Linked DNA regions of Mus musculus: region 1 is linked to region 2. The links are chromatin loops, found by intact Hi-C in ENCODE. Cell type or tissue: heart. All regions are shown on one strand.

The links. Peaks named below come from ENCODE experiments on the same cell type or tissue, not always from the same donor. Only the 100,000 strongest peaks of a DNase experiment are listed, where the experiment ranks them.
Region 1: it touches region 2 in a loop (2.3-fold over the local background); 3 of 42 quality-filtered maps call a loop at or near these places.

Annotation. Positions count from the first base shown.
Region 1 is chr16:85,803,088-85,811,087 of GRCm38, forward strand. Adamts1 (a disintegrin-like and metallopeptidase (reprolysin type) with thrombospondin type 1 motif, 1) reads right to left here and starts at 26. Exons shown (of 9, transcript NM_009621.5): 1 at 1-26. In heart, CTCF peaks have their summits at 117 (motif pointing right), 4,157 (motif pointing right) and 4,762 (motif pointing right); DNase peaks (open chromatin) are centred at 114, 1,344 and 4,734; H3K4me3 peaks cover 1,927 bases; H3K27ac peaks cover 2,633 bases.
Region 2 is chr16:85,541,845-85,549,844 of GRCm38, forward strand. It overlaps Cyyr1 (cysteine and tyrosine-rich protein 1), which reads right to left. Exons shown (of 4, transcript NM_144853.3): 2 at 2,977-3,079. Among named protein-coding and RNA genes, the nearest start is that of Cyyr1, 4.5 kb to the right of the region's middle. In heart, no CTCF peak of the experiment used is centred here; a DNase peak (open chromatin) is centred at 4,877; H3K4me3 peaks cover 1,031 bases; H3K27ac peaks cover 1,179 bases.

The DNA of each region.
Region 1 (8,000 bases), 260 kb after region 2:
GCTCGGAGCTGCTTTCTAGCGAGTGCAAGGACCAGGCAGCCCCGGCCGCCCCTTTATAGCCACATAGGAGCCCCTCCTTCCCCCAACACTGCGACACCGCCCCCTGAGCTCAGTCGGTGCTAAACCGAGCTCTGCGCCTCGGGGCCTGAAGGGGGAGGGGGCAGCCTCCGCCCTGGCCTCACGCCACAGCTCGTCACTCTGGGGGTGTAAGACGCCGAAACAGCGCTGGGACCAGCACTTTGTACAGCGCTGGCTGCTCTGGGGAAAAGAGTGAACCTTTAACTTCATCTCTCGGCTGCTGATTCCCGGACCACCCTGCTTCCTGTCGCCCTTCCTGTGCCCCGGCTGGGCTGCAGTTTCCAAGAAAGAGGGTCGAATTGAAAAGATTCCTCAACATTCCTTTTCTCCCCTAGTCAGAGCCTCTTCTGCCCCAAAGTGGGCTATTAGCTACAGCTGCCTTTTCTTAAAAAGCACCCTACTTTTCCGTCTCGTCTACGTTTCCATGGGCACCATGGCTAAAGCGTCCTTCTCTTTACCCCAGCTTTTCTTGGGCAAAGTGTTGATTCTGCGCTTCTCAGGAAGAGAAAAGAAAGAGAGAGGAAGAGAGAGAGAGAGAGAGAGAGAGAGAGAGTGTGTGTGTGTGTGTGTGTGTGGTGGTGGTGGTGGTGGTTCATAGAGCACCTCTCCAACTCTGGATTCTAAAAATCCACGTGGAACGACCTTAACAGTTTCCTCAAGTCCTACCTAGAGACCTCTGGGGTGGGGGGTGGGGGTGGGGCGATGTGTGTGTGTGTGTGTGTGTGTGTGTGTGTGTGTGTATCTTGGCTTTTTCCAGAATAGTCTATCTGGAACCAGCTTTAGTTCCCTAGAGACAAAAAAAAAAAAAAAAAAAAAAAAAAAAGGGATTTCTGCTTTCTCTTCTTCATTGGAGAAGCAACTCCCTTCTAGTCTGCGTTCTTCCAAAATCTTAACAGCAGCTGCTGCAGGCCGCAGGCCAGGCGGACAGATGCATCTAAGATTCCCCACTTCAGTATCAAGTCCAAAGCGGCGGCGGGGGGGAACGGTGTGGGGGGAAGGAGGGTTGGGTGATGGGGTGGAAGGAAACCGAGTTCCCCTCCCCCCCCCTCCCCGCTTCCTACCGGGAAGGGAAAGGCAGCATCCGCGTTACGAAAGTCACAAAAGCTGAGCCCTTCCAACCCCGGCCCCTAAGAAAAAGTCGAGAGAGGCTCCTGAACTGAGAAAGAGGGAGGGGTTCTGTGACCCAGAGGAAGGAAATAGTTCACAATGCTCTCACTGGCGGAAAGGCATTAGGACAAGCTTGAGAACCACAGCCCAAGTCCTCAGGCAGACCCGCGCGCTCACACCAGCTAGCTCTTGCTCCCTGCCCTGCCCAGTTCTGGGCTCCCGACTTGCTGCCCCACCCCCAACTGCTGCTCCGGTTGGCTCTTGGTTAATCCTTTGCTCCTCCCCAGATCTTCCTAAATTTGTGGGCCTCAGACAGTCCCTTGCAATCTTCCAAAGGTTTCTGGCAGACACTTTCCCAGGGTTCTAGATAGTCTTCATGAAAACAAACAAAAACTTTGTTTCCCACACCAGGGAATATCGAATTAAAAGAAGAAGAAGGAGGAGGACGAGGAGGAGGAGGAGGAGGAGGAGGAGGAGGAGGAGGAGGAGGAGTGACTGGGAGAAACAAGACTACCCCAACCTCCAACCTCCAAGCTCTTAACAACTTCCTGGTGATTGCACTCATCCGAGGAGTCCGCTCTCAAATTTTGGTTTCTTAAAATCACACTGATAGCTGAACTAAACACATCAAGCAACCTTGCTCTTCCACCAGGGAACTTTGATGTTGTTCGTCTTCCTTCCTTTCTGTTTCTTCATCTTTCTTCAGCTCTTCTTCAGCTCTCACTGACATCCACAGTTAGGAGCGGAGCCCATTCATTTGTGGGGTGTCCGGCCTCTTTCTTTTTTGTTTAAGAACCTGATTCACAAGTGGGCTTTCCCGAAGCCCACATTCCTGGTCGGTCGACCCACTTTATTTGAGAAGCATTTCCATTTTCTGTTATGCTGCCTGACTTTTTTTTTTTTTTTTAATCTTTCCTGTTTGTGTGGCTTCCTTTCCCCTCTGTTCTCTCTCACTTGCTAACCAGCAAGGTTAGATACTTGTGAGAACAAATACAAACAAGGGCAGATTCACCCGTGCCTTTACTTCCTTGCTTAGAATGTAGAACATAAAAGCCGGTGGGCAAGGGAGATGAAAGATGCTTGAGGTGGACAAGGGATGAAAGTCTTACTAGATCCATAATGTATGTGTGATCTCCTTCAATTGAGGCAGGAAGGAAGAGTTGCAGGACCACCAGAAACATATGTAATTTTCAAATCAAAGTGTAGTATATTTCAGTCTCTCCACTCTCCCATGGCAGGCGACTTTACCTTTTAAAGTTGCAAGCTTGGCTGTGAGCCCATTTCTGCCTCTCGTGTGCTCTTATTGAAAGAGATTTTCATTTGGGAGTACATTTCGAATCTCAAATGGGTTACTTCAAATCCATTATAATTTTTTCATATTTCATGTTCTGTATCCAAATAGAGCTGGAAAAAAAAAGGCACTGAGTTAAAGGGGAAAGGGTTGCCAGGAACATGGCTTTTATATTCTCTGGGTTTCTCTCCAGATTTCTGTTCTTTTGCATAATGGCTCCAATCTGTTGTGCACCTGTAGTTCTGGGAAATGATTCTTTTTTAATCGCTTCAACAGAGACATGAGTATTGGAGTTGCCAATTACTAAACTGAAAAAAAAATAGTGCACATTCAGAAGAGTCTCTAATCCACTTTTAAAACAATTAAGATCAGCATTGTGTGTTTGGCACACAAGCCTATAACACATACCCATCTGTATAAGCAAAATGTAAATTGAAAGAAAATATCTGAATGAAAAAGCAAGATCTTAGGGGTTCCATTTACTGACCAGAGAGACAATGGTGAAACACTGGGTTGTTGTAGTAACTTGCATAGTGTTACACTTATAAAACCCTTGCTCCTGGATTTGTGTCGGCAACTCGAAATCCCTATGCTCTGCTAACATCTGTCCCTTGTACTTCTGGTTTTCTTCCTATAGAGTGTATTTCTTCATAGATGAGCTTGCAGAAACACCAGCTTAACGCGTCTTAAGAGGAAGACTTCAAGAAGTTATTTATTTGGGAACTTACTGAGATGACCTGAACTCATTCATCTCAAAATACAAAATTCAAGCTTATAAAAGAAGACTTGTTTTTTTTTTTTTTTTTTTTTTTTTTTTTTTACACACTGAGTCCCCAAGGGAGGGAAAAAAAAAAAGTAGAGTTTGAAGTAAAAGAAGTGGGTATCAACTGTGAACGTCAATGAGTTTCTTCCATGTTTGCGTGTCTCAAGGATCCACAGGTTAAAGACACAGAATAATTCTCGTGAAGTCTTTATCAAAGAGAGCACTCTCCAGGCAGCCATGGAGGTGAGGAAGTCTGGTAATATGGAGGCGCTATTAGGATTCTTTGAGTGTAAATATCACCTACAGTAACAGCTAATGAGCACATTTCATAAGCATGGAAGGCTTTTGATTTGTAACTCCTACTACATGCTCTGCCAATTAGAAATGCAAAAGCCGTCTGGCGTTAGTCTCCCTTTGGAGTACATAGGAACAAATGTCAACGCTGGAGCAATGAATATTTTTTATCTAAATGGAGATTTCAGAAAGAAAACATCCATTTTAAGCAGGTTGTGAGTTTAATAAACATCAAAGTCTGAAAAATTATTAATTCCATTTGGACATAGGGTATCTACCAACCCCAAATTTGTACACTGGAAGATCTGAGAGAAGTATAATCTTTCTAATTTATTTTCCTGAAAAATATAGCAGAGGGGAGCCTTAAAGTGGCTCATTAACTTGTTCAAGATGATTCAGTATGAAACTGGGGATCTCAGAAATAAACTACCACAGTCATAATTTTTAATAAAATATCTCTTGGTATTTTAATATAAATCTTTGGTAAGTAAATATATTATCAGACTTGTGACTTATGTTCTTTTTACAATTATTAATTTTATTTTATTAGAAAAAGGAATTTTATATTAGAAAAAAAATTCCACCTTAAAAGGGTCACCAGCTTCAGTACCTCTTGCTTAGCCCACAAGGTGGCGATAGTCTACAACAAATGGTATTTGGTTTTCTTTTCCAGTTAAACTAGGAATTTGCAAAAGTTTTATGTCTTTCCAACGATATGTAACAGATTTCTCTTACCATTTTAAGGAATCTGTAAACCAATTTTTAAATATTTCAATATTACTTGTATTTACACATTTTCAAGCCCGCAGCTAATTTTTAAGCATGTGATTTTGTTAGCTTAATCCAAATACTATTAGGATATTTTAAAAACGAGAATTATCTTTGGCTGCTTTTATTTGTCACAGTTGAGAGCTCAGTGCAACTCAAATGGAGAAAGAAATCACAGACGTGCAATCTATTGAGAGAATTACAGCATCATTGATTCATTTGCTATGCATGGTTTTTGTTTTGGTGTGTGTGTGTGTGTGTGTGTGTGTGTGTGTGTGTGCGTGTGTGTGAATTGCTACTTGACACTTGGAACTGGCTTTAATTGCTTTTCCAGGTTTAAGGTATTTCCCTTGGCCACAACAAAAAGTTAAAAAGGATGAGGGAAAAAAAAAAGTTTGGTAGTGGAGTGGGGGCGGGGCAGGGTGAGGAAAATGTTCAACCACCAGGGGGCAACAAAAGACAAATTTTAAAATAGATTTAGCCAGACAGTTTTTTTTTTTCTTCTTCAGTGTGTGATCATCCCAAATGTAAGTGACTTCCCAATACAATGTGATTTAAAAGCCATATTTTGAAGATGTGTTATTGCTTAAGGTAAAGTATAGTAGCACAATTTCATGAGTTTAATGAATACTGGAGTTAAAAGCATATTATCTTAGTCATCAGGAGGCACGCACGACTTTGAAGAAGGACGTTTGAACTACCACCAACAAGCATGCAGTTTGTTGATGAGTAGGCAGAGATCGGAGGTATCCCCCAGCTTCTATTACAGCCAGAAGATGAGAGCCAGGTTTCCAAAAGTGTTGGGAGTGAGATTTGCTCCTGACTTTACTGTAAACCTGTAAGGCCCTGTACCGGACGACGACTTGTGATTTGCCAGTACTCCTTCCTACTGACAACTGGTAGTTAAATTTAGAACTGAGATGGCCCATGACAATGCATCAGGGCTGAGAAATGGAGACTTCTCTGAGTCCCTGACACTCAGCTGTCTGCAAAGTCCTATGCTGTTTCCCAGTCTTCCCCTCCCACAGCATTTTCCAAACATACACAGATCAGGGGATGCATATGCTCACGTCTGGAAAGATTAACAGAGCCATGTCCACGTATAGGGATGAGTCTGTTCTCTGCCCTTGTTGCCGACCGGATTGGAGATTGAGATAAATCTGAGTTTGAATTCTGATGTTCTGAATTTGTCACCTCCTTACTTTATGACCTTAAGAGATCTAGGACTGTCACTGGGCCCCAGACTCCTTGTATGAAAAAATCGACGATGGCAAACCTTGCAAAGACTGAAGGTAACAGATTGAAGGTAATCAACAGGAGAGGCTGCTAATGTGGGAAACATTAGATATTGAATGCAGTAAAGAAGGAGCTAAGAACACAGTTGGGAGTCCTCAGACTGTAGTGACTTCATTCTGACTAAGCATTTCTCTTGATGCCATATACCATCTCAAGGAATAGTGCCCAGAGAAAAAAGCCCATTTTTTAAATATTGCATCTACTTGACACATAATGATTGTGCGTGTTTTGAGGATGCAGTGTGATGTCTCAGCCTATGCATTTTGTTGTATCAAGCATTTAGCTTTATTTTCACGTCACACATTTAGCCTGAAAAGATCAGAAGAATGGAGATAATTCAGAGCTCATGGAGAAAACTGCACGTAGTCAAATAGCCGTAACCTCAGCCTTTGGAGGTAGAGAGTGAAGGGATGCTGGGGCTTGCTGGTCACTTCCCATCTCCAGATTTAGTGAAGAAACACTTTCTCAAGAGGATAATGTGAGGAAGGAATTTGGGAAGCCTAACATCATCCCATGGTCTCCATCAAGCACATAGCAACAAGCAACAAGGCACACATATATGCAAACACACACACACACACACACACACTCACACACACGTGCATGCACACTACATTCACATAAACATATGTACACACTTACAATGAAAACTACTTTTAAAAAGGGTATACAATTGTAAATAGGTAGGTGACGTTAATGTGTGCTGGTAGGGCCTCTCAGAGGACAGCCATGCTAGGCTCCTGTCTGTAAGTACATCATAGCATCACTAACAGTGTCAGGCCTTGGAGCCTTCCCTTGAGATGGATCCCAAGTTGGGCTGGTCATTGAATGGCCTTTCCTTCAGTCTCTTGTCCATTTTTGTTTCTGCAGTTTTTTTTTTTTTTAAACAGGAACAATTCTGGATCAGAAAATTTAACTGTAGGTTAGTAACCTAGTCTTTCTTTCTACTGGAGGTGGACTCTGGAGTTCCATCTATCCACTGTTGGGCATTTGTCAGTAAGATTTTTTTGTGAGGAGCGGGTGTGGCAGCAGTCCCAAGATGGCGCCCGGGACTGCAGCTAAGTCTTATGACTTGCACCTGACTTCCTCATACACCTGAAAATAGCCACGACCATCGTGAGAGCTGCACAGGTGCACCATGATGCTGGCGGTGTAAACAAGTCCATATTTGGTGGAGACATGCCCCTGCCGCCCTGATTGGCTGAAGCTGCGTGCCTGGTGAGGTGGTGTGGCCTGCTGTGAGTGGATGGGGGCTGAGAGTGTATAAGCAGACCTGCCAGGATGCCCAAGGTCCCTGTAGCAGCATCGAGGCGTTCCTGCAATAAAGGCTGTTGAGAAGAATCCTACCGTTTGTGTCCTCCTTGCCGGCCGAGGTGGGCGCAACAATTTTTTCATCACTGTGTCAGATAACAAAGCAGAGAATTTAGTTGTATGGGATATGAGGCAGCTTATGGTGAACTAACACAGCACTGACTGAAAGCAAAACTTACTGGGATGTGGGATGAGGAAGCAAAATAAGAAGACTCCAAAAAAACAATTTTGAAAAGCTATGGAAGGTGAGAGAAAAGAGAGATTCCTAAAGTGATCAGCTATGGCGAACTACTTGTGAGTTAATGTTGTTGAGTTTTACAAACATTTTGCCATAAGCATTAATGGATAAATCAGGAAAATGTGTCAGTGGGTGAACATTTTTGAGTTCCTCCCCGATACATCCTGCTGCCCACTTCACATCCCTTTGGCTTTTCTCTCTAGTCGGGTACTGGCTTTATCTCTCCATGTTGAGTGAGACAAGTGGGTTATTCGGCAACAGAGACTTATTGTCAGGTTACAGAGGATAACCTGTAGCCTTGGAAGTACCTGTAATGTTTAGGGGGTATTTATTTAACCAATGACTTTGGCCGATGACTCTACAAGACATAACACATTCCTCAATACCAGGGTTTTTTACTTGTTAGCAAGTCTAATAGCTGTCTTCTCTTCCTCATTATGGGATCACTCTATTTAGAGTCTTTTTTTTATATATGTATTATCTTAGGGAGAATTGACAGTTGTAGGTTTTCATATCCAAGTGGACTTTTTGTTTGTTCGTTTGTTTGTTTCTCTGTGTAGCCATTGCTGTCCTAGAACTTGCTCTGTAGACCAGGCTGACCTTGAACTCAGATCTGCCTGCTTCTGCCTCTGAGTGCTGCAATTAAAGGCGTGCACTTTAAGCCCTTCAATTCTTTTAGACCCTACTGAGTACAATAAGTGGTATGCACATAGATGACATTGAGAAACTACCAATGGGTACACTCCTAAAAAAACGTGACTCACCCTCTTCCAGCACCCATCAACTATTACCAGCTCCTCTGCCCATGCCTAGAGCCTCAGGAGCCCCTGCCTAACTCATGCTGGAATTTGTAG
Region 2 (8,000 bases):
CCCTTCTATCTTTGGCTGTGTGTCCAGGAGTCTCTCTGTCTCGAAGGAATTTCCTTTCCTTCACTGTTCATTTGTGTAAACCTTTACCCTTCCTTCAAAACCTTTATCTAATGTCACTGATGAAGTTTTCTCTAAACATCCCACTGCAAATACACACTTCTCTTTGTCTTTGTCTCTGTCTCTGTCTCTGTCTCTGTCTCCGTCTCACTCACTCAGACACACGTGTTAAGTTTTAAAAAGCAACATATCCCCCCTCAGCTGTGATTGCTACAGTGATAGACAGAGGCCCCATACCCCTCACTTTAAGTGATTTATAGACATTACGGAATGGCCCAATTATCTTCTGAGCTTGTCCTGATTTTTTTTAAGTTCACTTTAAACTAAAGGTTGGCATTTTTACTTTGAAACTAAGCCACAAGATAAAACCAATTTATAAAATTACCCAGGACTAAATTTTATTATCTCCATTGGTTTCCTTCCTTCCTTCCTTCCTTTCTTTCTTTCTTTCTTTCTTTCTTTCTTTCTTTCTTTCTTTCTTTCTTTCTTTCTTTCTTTCTTTCTTTTCTTTGCTTCTTTCCTGATAGCATAAGAAAGTTTAACTTTCTGTTAAGATGATTCAAATTATTCAACAGAATGTGCCCAGAGGCTTGCTAAAGGAAGTATAGATTTTGAATTCCAAACCGGCAATATTGGGAAACATGTGCACAAAAGAACTCATATGACCATTCTTAGGACTGATGCCCACCCCACCCACACCCCATCCCCATCCCCTCTCCTCCCCCCACCCCCACCCCCATCCCTTCCCTGTTGCCCTGCACCTAGTTCAACATAATAGAAAAAAAAAAAGTCTTGGGTGGAGTAGAAAACTCCTTTCAAAGGTTAAACAATCACTGGAAATCCTGAAAATGTATCCTCCTCCATCCAGTGGGAAAAACACTTTAAAGGTTTTTTTTTTTTTTCCCTAAGAATTGTTTAGCAAGAGCTTTACTCAGAAGTTTCTATTTTTGATAGAAAGTTCAGTTTTAACTGCCTGAAATACAATGCCATCTGTGTTTACTTTTCCCCTGGAAAACACAGTTCCCTTTTCCCGTTTATGCATAACAAGTACATGGCACTAGTACCCCGATTAATGTGCTGATCGGAAAGGTGCGTTCCTTTTTTCTGAATCTAAGTCACAGAAAGCTTATTTTCACATTAAAAAAATTTACGATATTCTGGTTAATAGTTATGGCCACAATATTTAGTTCCCACTGAGACAGGGTGGTAAGTTAATAAACTGGGCACCGTACATACTGACATTTAGTGAGTGTCACTACATTTAGTGACATCAAGGGCACAGGACCAAAAAATCCCAAGTTTGCTCATTCATAACCATGACTGGTTCCACTCACACATACACTGGAGCAGTAGTAGCATAAGACATTAAGAAATCATTAAAAATATAATTTATTATTCAGAAGCTTTTAACTATCTTATAGTCTGTATAGCTATCTACAATCATAAAAGTCATTATAGATATTTGAGTTATCCCATTCCTGTGAAAACATATGCTGATTGGCAATTAGTTGCTTTGCCACTGAATCCTCCATAAGGGAAAATGTAGAAAATTTACTTAGTTTATATTTCATTGAATATTTACTCTCCATTTAAAATCAATGCATCATTCATTTTTAAAATTCCATCCTGGCATTTCTTCCATAGCTCATAGTCTTTAAGAGTATCCCAAGCCAGATTGTTGGCGAATGATATACAGTCAAACAGAATTGTATTATCAGGTCTAGCGTGGATTCTTGAAAGTTTTTTTGGTGATAGATTTCCCTTTTAGATTTCCCTTTGGAGAAACAGAGGACTTTGTTGCCAGGCTTCTCAATGGGCATGTTTTTGGAGCAGCTGGGTCGCTCAGAACAAGCCTTACACATCCTGTTTCCTCCTGAGCCTTCAGGAGGCAGAAGCTGAGCTGAGCTACCTAGGAATGGAAGAGTTTCCACTCAGCCATACGCATATGGAGAGGGAAAGCAGGGTAGAGCAGAGGCTGGACCTGCAGCATAGCTGTGTCACAGGAGGCTCCGACTGCAGGGTGACCTTTTCTACCACTTCCTGCTTTTCACTCCTCAGCTCTATGCGCAGAGGACCTGCAAGCCCACACTTACATAGATTTAGCAGAAATACAAAATTAGAGACTTTCAGCCCAAAGGCAGGCATCCCTCCCGTTGTCCTTTGGTCAGAAGCAGCAATTAAATACATTTTTAATCCAATATGGGGGAATCTACTTAACACAGTCTGTATTTCTGTGTATGGGATGTGATTATATCTCACATCTACCTTTACTTAAGTTCTAAATTCATTTCTGAGTTGTCATATATGCATTATATAAATAACTTAGATTTCATATTACAATTGTTTTCTTTATTTATAACCCCTCATTTTCCTTAACTAGTGATATATTAGACAGTTTAGGGTATGGTTGGTAAGTAAGCTGACCATGACTTAACATCAAATGTCAGCTTATACATCCTTCAATACAGGAGACTGGACGATATCAAGAGTTTATCAATAGTAAGACGACATAACAAAATACTATAGTACATACAAGAAACAATGAAAACATCATTTTAAAACTCTCTTCTAATAAAGGCTATTTTTAAATTTACATATTTATCAAGTAATATGATATTAATGAGTATTTAAATCTCTAGGAACATTTTAAAATCAATAACCAATCTTTTGATTCGTGTGTATGTGTGTGACAAAATTTCACACAGTATTCCAGACTGTATGGAAAATAATTATGTTACTCAGGCTGCCTTTAAACTCTTGGCAATCCCCCTGGCTCAGTGCTGGGATTACATTATAAGCATGAGCCACCCTCTACTGCACCAATCTTCACTGTCTTGTCTGCACTCATATCATAGTGCTTCTTGAAAGTGTGACTGGACCAAAGGAAGAAGCGCACTGTGAGGTTTGCCCTTTACTCACGAGAGAATGTTCCCAATATAGGCGTAGTAGGAGCAGCAGTAGGGCGTGCTACCGTCGCAGCAGTAAGAGTGGCACTCTTTGCCACACTGCGCCAGGCAATCCCCTACAAAGTAAAAATGAGAACGGTTGAGGTTGTGAAATCTCAGCTTAAGGAAAAATTATCCCGTTCGCGTCTAAATCAGCCAACAGGTTTTTTGTTTTTTTTTTTTTTAGCACACAGAGAGGTTCATTTCCACACTCAAAACTCCAAAACCTTTCTAAGGGACTACGTTGGCCTTTCTCCCCAGGTAGACTCTAAGCTGGTAGACATAAAGCCAAGCGCTCTGAACATTGTAACTTCCATTGCAAAGTTGGCTTTGGGTGAACAAGATTATGACAGAAGGAAGGAATATATCAACTCATCAATCAATAAGGTTGCCAGTGGAGTTTTTTATAATAGCTTCTATATAGCAGAATTTCCTGACTTTGGAGTATTGATTCTCTATTAAGTTCAACTAATGAGAAATATTATTGGCATGGGTAATACCAAGAGTGATCATTGGAAACTAATATGTATATTTGCCATGGTAATTTAGTAATGCTTTTTCTTATGTTATTTTTCCCTCCATAATTAGACTTCTTAAACACACAATTACAGAATTGACTCTGCATACTGTTGCTCTACTAGGCTTAGAAGGCAATGAGCTGGTGAGAGAAAATGTCCATATAAATAACTTGTAAATTGACAGTTTACCTGATATCATACTGAGGAATCAATAAACAACGTGAAGCAGGGAATTTCTGATTAAAAGGATGTGTTGGACCCGTCATGACCATGCTGCTTTTCAGTATGTAATTTTCAACAAGAGAATTTATACAAAAATATTTAATAAGACTCACACTGACCTTAAACAACTCTTTGCTCTTCCTAATGATTTATTTTTACATAAATACAGTACAGTATTTATTTTTACAGTATACGGTTACTACTGAGCTCTAAGAAGCAGTATAAACTAGTGTATGTGGTTCAGGTACATATTTAAAAAGCATTCTACCCCTGCAATATACATTCTGTACCCGAGAACTTCAAAATGAGCCACTTCCAGCTCAACTCCTGAAAGTAATGGGGATTGTATGCTATAAATTATATGAAGTTTTTATTCCTAACAGAGCTAAGATATTGAAAGTACAAGATATTATATTTATGGACACATGTTATTTTATTGCTTTTTGTTTTTTAAAGCAAACCTTCGTGAGCTTATAAACCAGGTCTTCCTAAGACGCGATCCAAATAGAGCAGAGGCCGTCTGACTTTGTTAATTAATATGGTTCTCGTGGAACAAGTGAGAAAGGTCATATTTTCTTTCTCTTCATCTTATTTCTGTATCACAGATAAACAAAATGAACTTTAAAAATTTCCACTTGACTGGAGAGGGAAATTATTTTTGTTATTCTACTTAAATCCACACGAGAAATGTGATCGATCATATAGCTCCAAGAAAGAAGCTACAACACCAACAACAGTATTTTCAAGAAAATACATCACTGTTTGTTTGTCTGGTTGGTGTAGCCCAGGCTGGACTGGATATCTGAATGCTGAAGATGTCCTTTAACCCCAGATCTCTTGACTTTACCCTCTGCACATTGAGGTATATGGCACCTCTTCCAGCTAGGGCACCGAAATTGTTTAGGCTTCCTATGCTGTTAGTGTCCTTTGTGAATTCCTTCAGCTTGATTTTTGTTGTTGTTGTTGTTCAATCGATTCAGGTATCTAGACAAGTCAGCTCTCTGCAGAGCTTAGCAGGGCTATGCTGCTGTTTTGTTCTTAATAGCTATCGAGATCATGAAGTGAAGATCCCATTACTCCTGGTGCTGGCTGGGAGCCCTGACTTCCAATTAAGCTTCCCAGGAACTGAATGATTCAACTGCCCCATTGCACTCCTTACTGTTACTACTGACATGAGGACACCGTGTTATCAAAACACTGAGAGTCAGCTTTACAGGAAACCAAGCCCTAACGTTTCTAGCCACGAAGCAGGGTAATTCCTGCAGCAAACATCCACGTTACACACAGTTCATTGTTTTTATGGTATTTTCTAGCACTGCTGTCTGCTTCCCAGAATTGACGAATGTCCTCACAATCAAAGCCCTTCCTTCAACCAGACCCCCAAGCTAACGGTGCTATCATAGTCAATTTTTCTCATATGAGAATAATCTGGTGGAGATCACAGTGCATACCATATTGGGCTGTTTTTCCTTTGTGAAACAATGGAACAGTCTAGTTGCCCTTGAAAAATAATAAACAACTATTCCTAATATCCAAATTAATATCCCTGAAAACGAAGTCAGACTGTCTTCAAGTACTTTTTCATGAAAGGTGTGATCTGGAAGGTTCCCCCAGCATCCTGCCCACCCAACTTCAGGAGTGTGGAGTACAGGAGCACAGGATAGCTCTATCTGGCTTGAATCCCTTGCTTAGAAATGGCTTCTGCTAGCTATAGCCGAAGCTGAGAGGAAGAAAAGAAGGGTCTGAGACCCCGAAGGTAAAACCTTGATCGAATCCTGTCTTTGTAGCCTGCAGTGGGAGTTGTACAATAATGTAAAACTTCATTTGGATCTCCTTCCAAAAGTTACTAAAAAAAAACAAAACAAAACGCCCTAAAAACCAAAAGCCAAAACCAAAAAGACACAAAAAACCCCCCAATGTATTAAGCCTAGAAGAAATTACTATTTGTTTAACTTTGCTGAACCAAACAGAACATGAATGTATTACATTTGTTTTGTGCAATATAACTAGGCCATGGTCAATGTATCCACTTAAGAGATTTTCTGTGTTGTGAAATCACTTATTAGAATTCACTTATTAGAGTGTCCGGGCGTTTAACCACAACACGTGTGTCCATCATGTCTCAGTTCCAACCAAACTGAGCTATCCATTGCTGAGATTACCCATTTTACCACGCAGCATATGTGAATTCTATATCCTAAAGTTTTCTTGGTCCAGGGCTTTCCTAGTTTCTAAATGTCTCGGTCTTGCTTGCTTTCCTCATTCAGATTTCGTAAGTTATTGCCTGAATTTGGCTGAGCTCTTCTGTGGTCTAGTAGCCTTGCTCGCCTGGGAGGTTCTCTTGGTGACCATAATAAGCATCTCCCATGGGGACTTACTCTCTTGAAATAGCAATATGGCCCCCTTCTTTGATAACACGGTACAAGATTGTACCTGTGCCATGATGCATGCTTTCCCACATTAAACTGATCTATGAGCTCACCTTACCATCCACCGAAAACTCTCTGCTCCAGCATCAAATAAAGGTGGTAACCTTAAAAGAGCCTCTGAAATAGGAGGTTCGGGAATTTTCACCAGAGAACTCAACATTTCTCAAATGAGCCAGCAAGCCACCCTAGTGCTGGGCTTGCAACTCCTCTGTAGCTGATTAAATAGAAGCCTAGGGAAAGCAAAAACTACCTATAGAAACCATTTCACTAGCCACCACCCATTGGTCCATTGATGAGGTTCCCTGAACACTGGAAGAGCTGTGCGTGAAGATCAGAGAAAGGGAAAGGGGCAAGAGCAGCCTTGCAGCCTACCATGAAGAGACCCAGAACAAAGAAGCCGTGGCCCCATGAAGATCCTGAGTCAAGGCAACAGCATCACCCGCTGCATCATTTGCTTCTTGCTATTTCTTTGTGTGTGTGTGTGTGTGTGTGTGTGTGTGTTACTTTGATAAGCTGAAGTGGTGGGGAGAATCATCATTGTTTTCAAGAAACTAGCAGTGAGATGTTGATTCAAACTGACCAAGAGGACCATGGATACTTAGTGCCTCCGACAGAAACACTGAGCACAATCTAAACAGCAGAAATGCTACAATCACTAGAATTGGAATAATTGTCACCAAGAAAGAAGTACTCTTTCTACTTGTATTAATTTTTATATTAGAAAGTCAGCATTTCCCCTATATCATCTTTAATATGATAACTTTTAGATACCAATTTGCTTTTTAAAATATTTTAAGGACAGGGTCTCCTGTGGGGTAGGGTGTGGTCTTAAACTAACCATACAGCTAACCTTGACCTGGAACTTCTGACTTTCCTGCCTCTGCCTCCCCAGTGCTGGGCTTACACGTGGGCCTCCCACAGCTGCTTAATGCAGTGCAGGGGACTGAACCCAAGCCTTTTTGTTTGTTTATGTTAGGTAAGTACTTGCCTAACAGTGCTCAACCCCAGGCCCTCGTCTGAATCTTAATAGATTAAAATTTTCAGCCAGCAAGGACTTCTTTCTGTCAGATCAGGGTAATGGATTTGATTATCTTGATACAATGGTGAAATTCAATTCTTTTGCTGTAAGGAGGGAGGCTGAAGGACATCTTCCTTTCAGTTGGAGTGTCTTGTCTTGGCAAGTGAGGGGAGCTGAACAGCTCGGCCTACGCCTAGGTCAGCCTGTGATTCATTGTCTTAGAAAGTTAGAAACACAAGATGCTTTAAGCTTGTACTGTCTGTGAACACGAGGATGCAAGGAGCGCACATGTAATTAAATTTATACTTGAGTAAGCCCTGAAAGGCCACATAAGGCTCTCTATCAAGCTTAGAACAAGGAAAGCACTCTGCTTCATTAATTATCAGCAATTGCCACTACGAATAATTATAAGGAGGGAAACGAGAGGCCTTTCACAAACAGGTGCTTAATCACATTTAAAAAAGAAAAGCATATTTGCCTGGCGAAATCCTATTTCGCCCAGACCGTATAGCTCAGAGCCTACAGTTGTTCAGTCGATTTTGTGGAGCTTCTAAAACAAAAACAAACAAACAAACAAACAAAATACGGGACATGTCTAAAGTAACTGACTTCTAAAAGAGGGGAAAATGGACTATTCCAGATGTCAGTAGCCTGCGATAAATGTAAGAGTCACTAATGCGTTTATTTTGAATAACTTCACCTTTATGTTTCAAGTATTTTAAAGAGTCTCTGGCGGCCCTAGACCAAAGTTCATTTAAATCCTGGCCGTGTCTTTACACTTTTACACTAGCCGGGTTAAATCCCCTTAAAT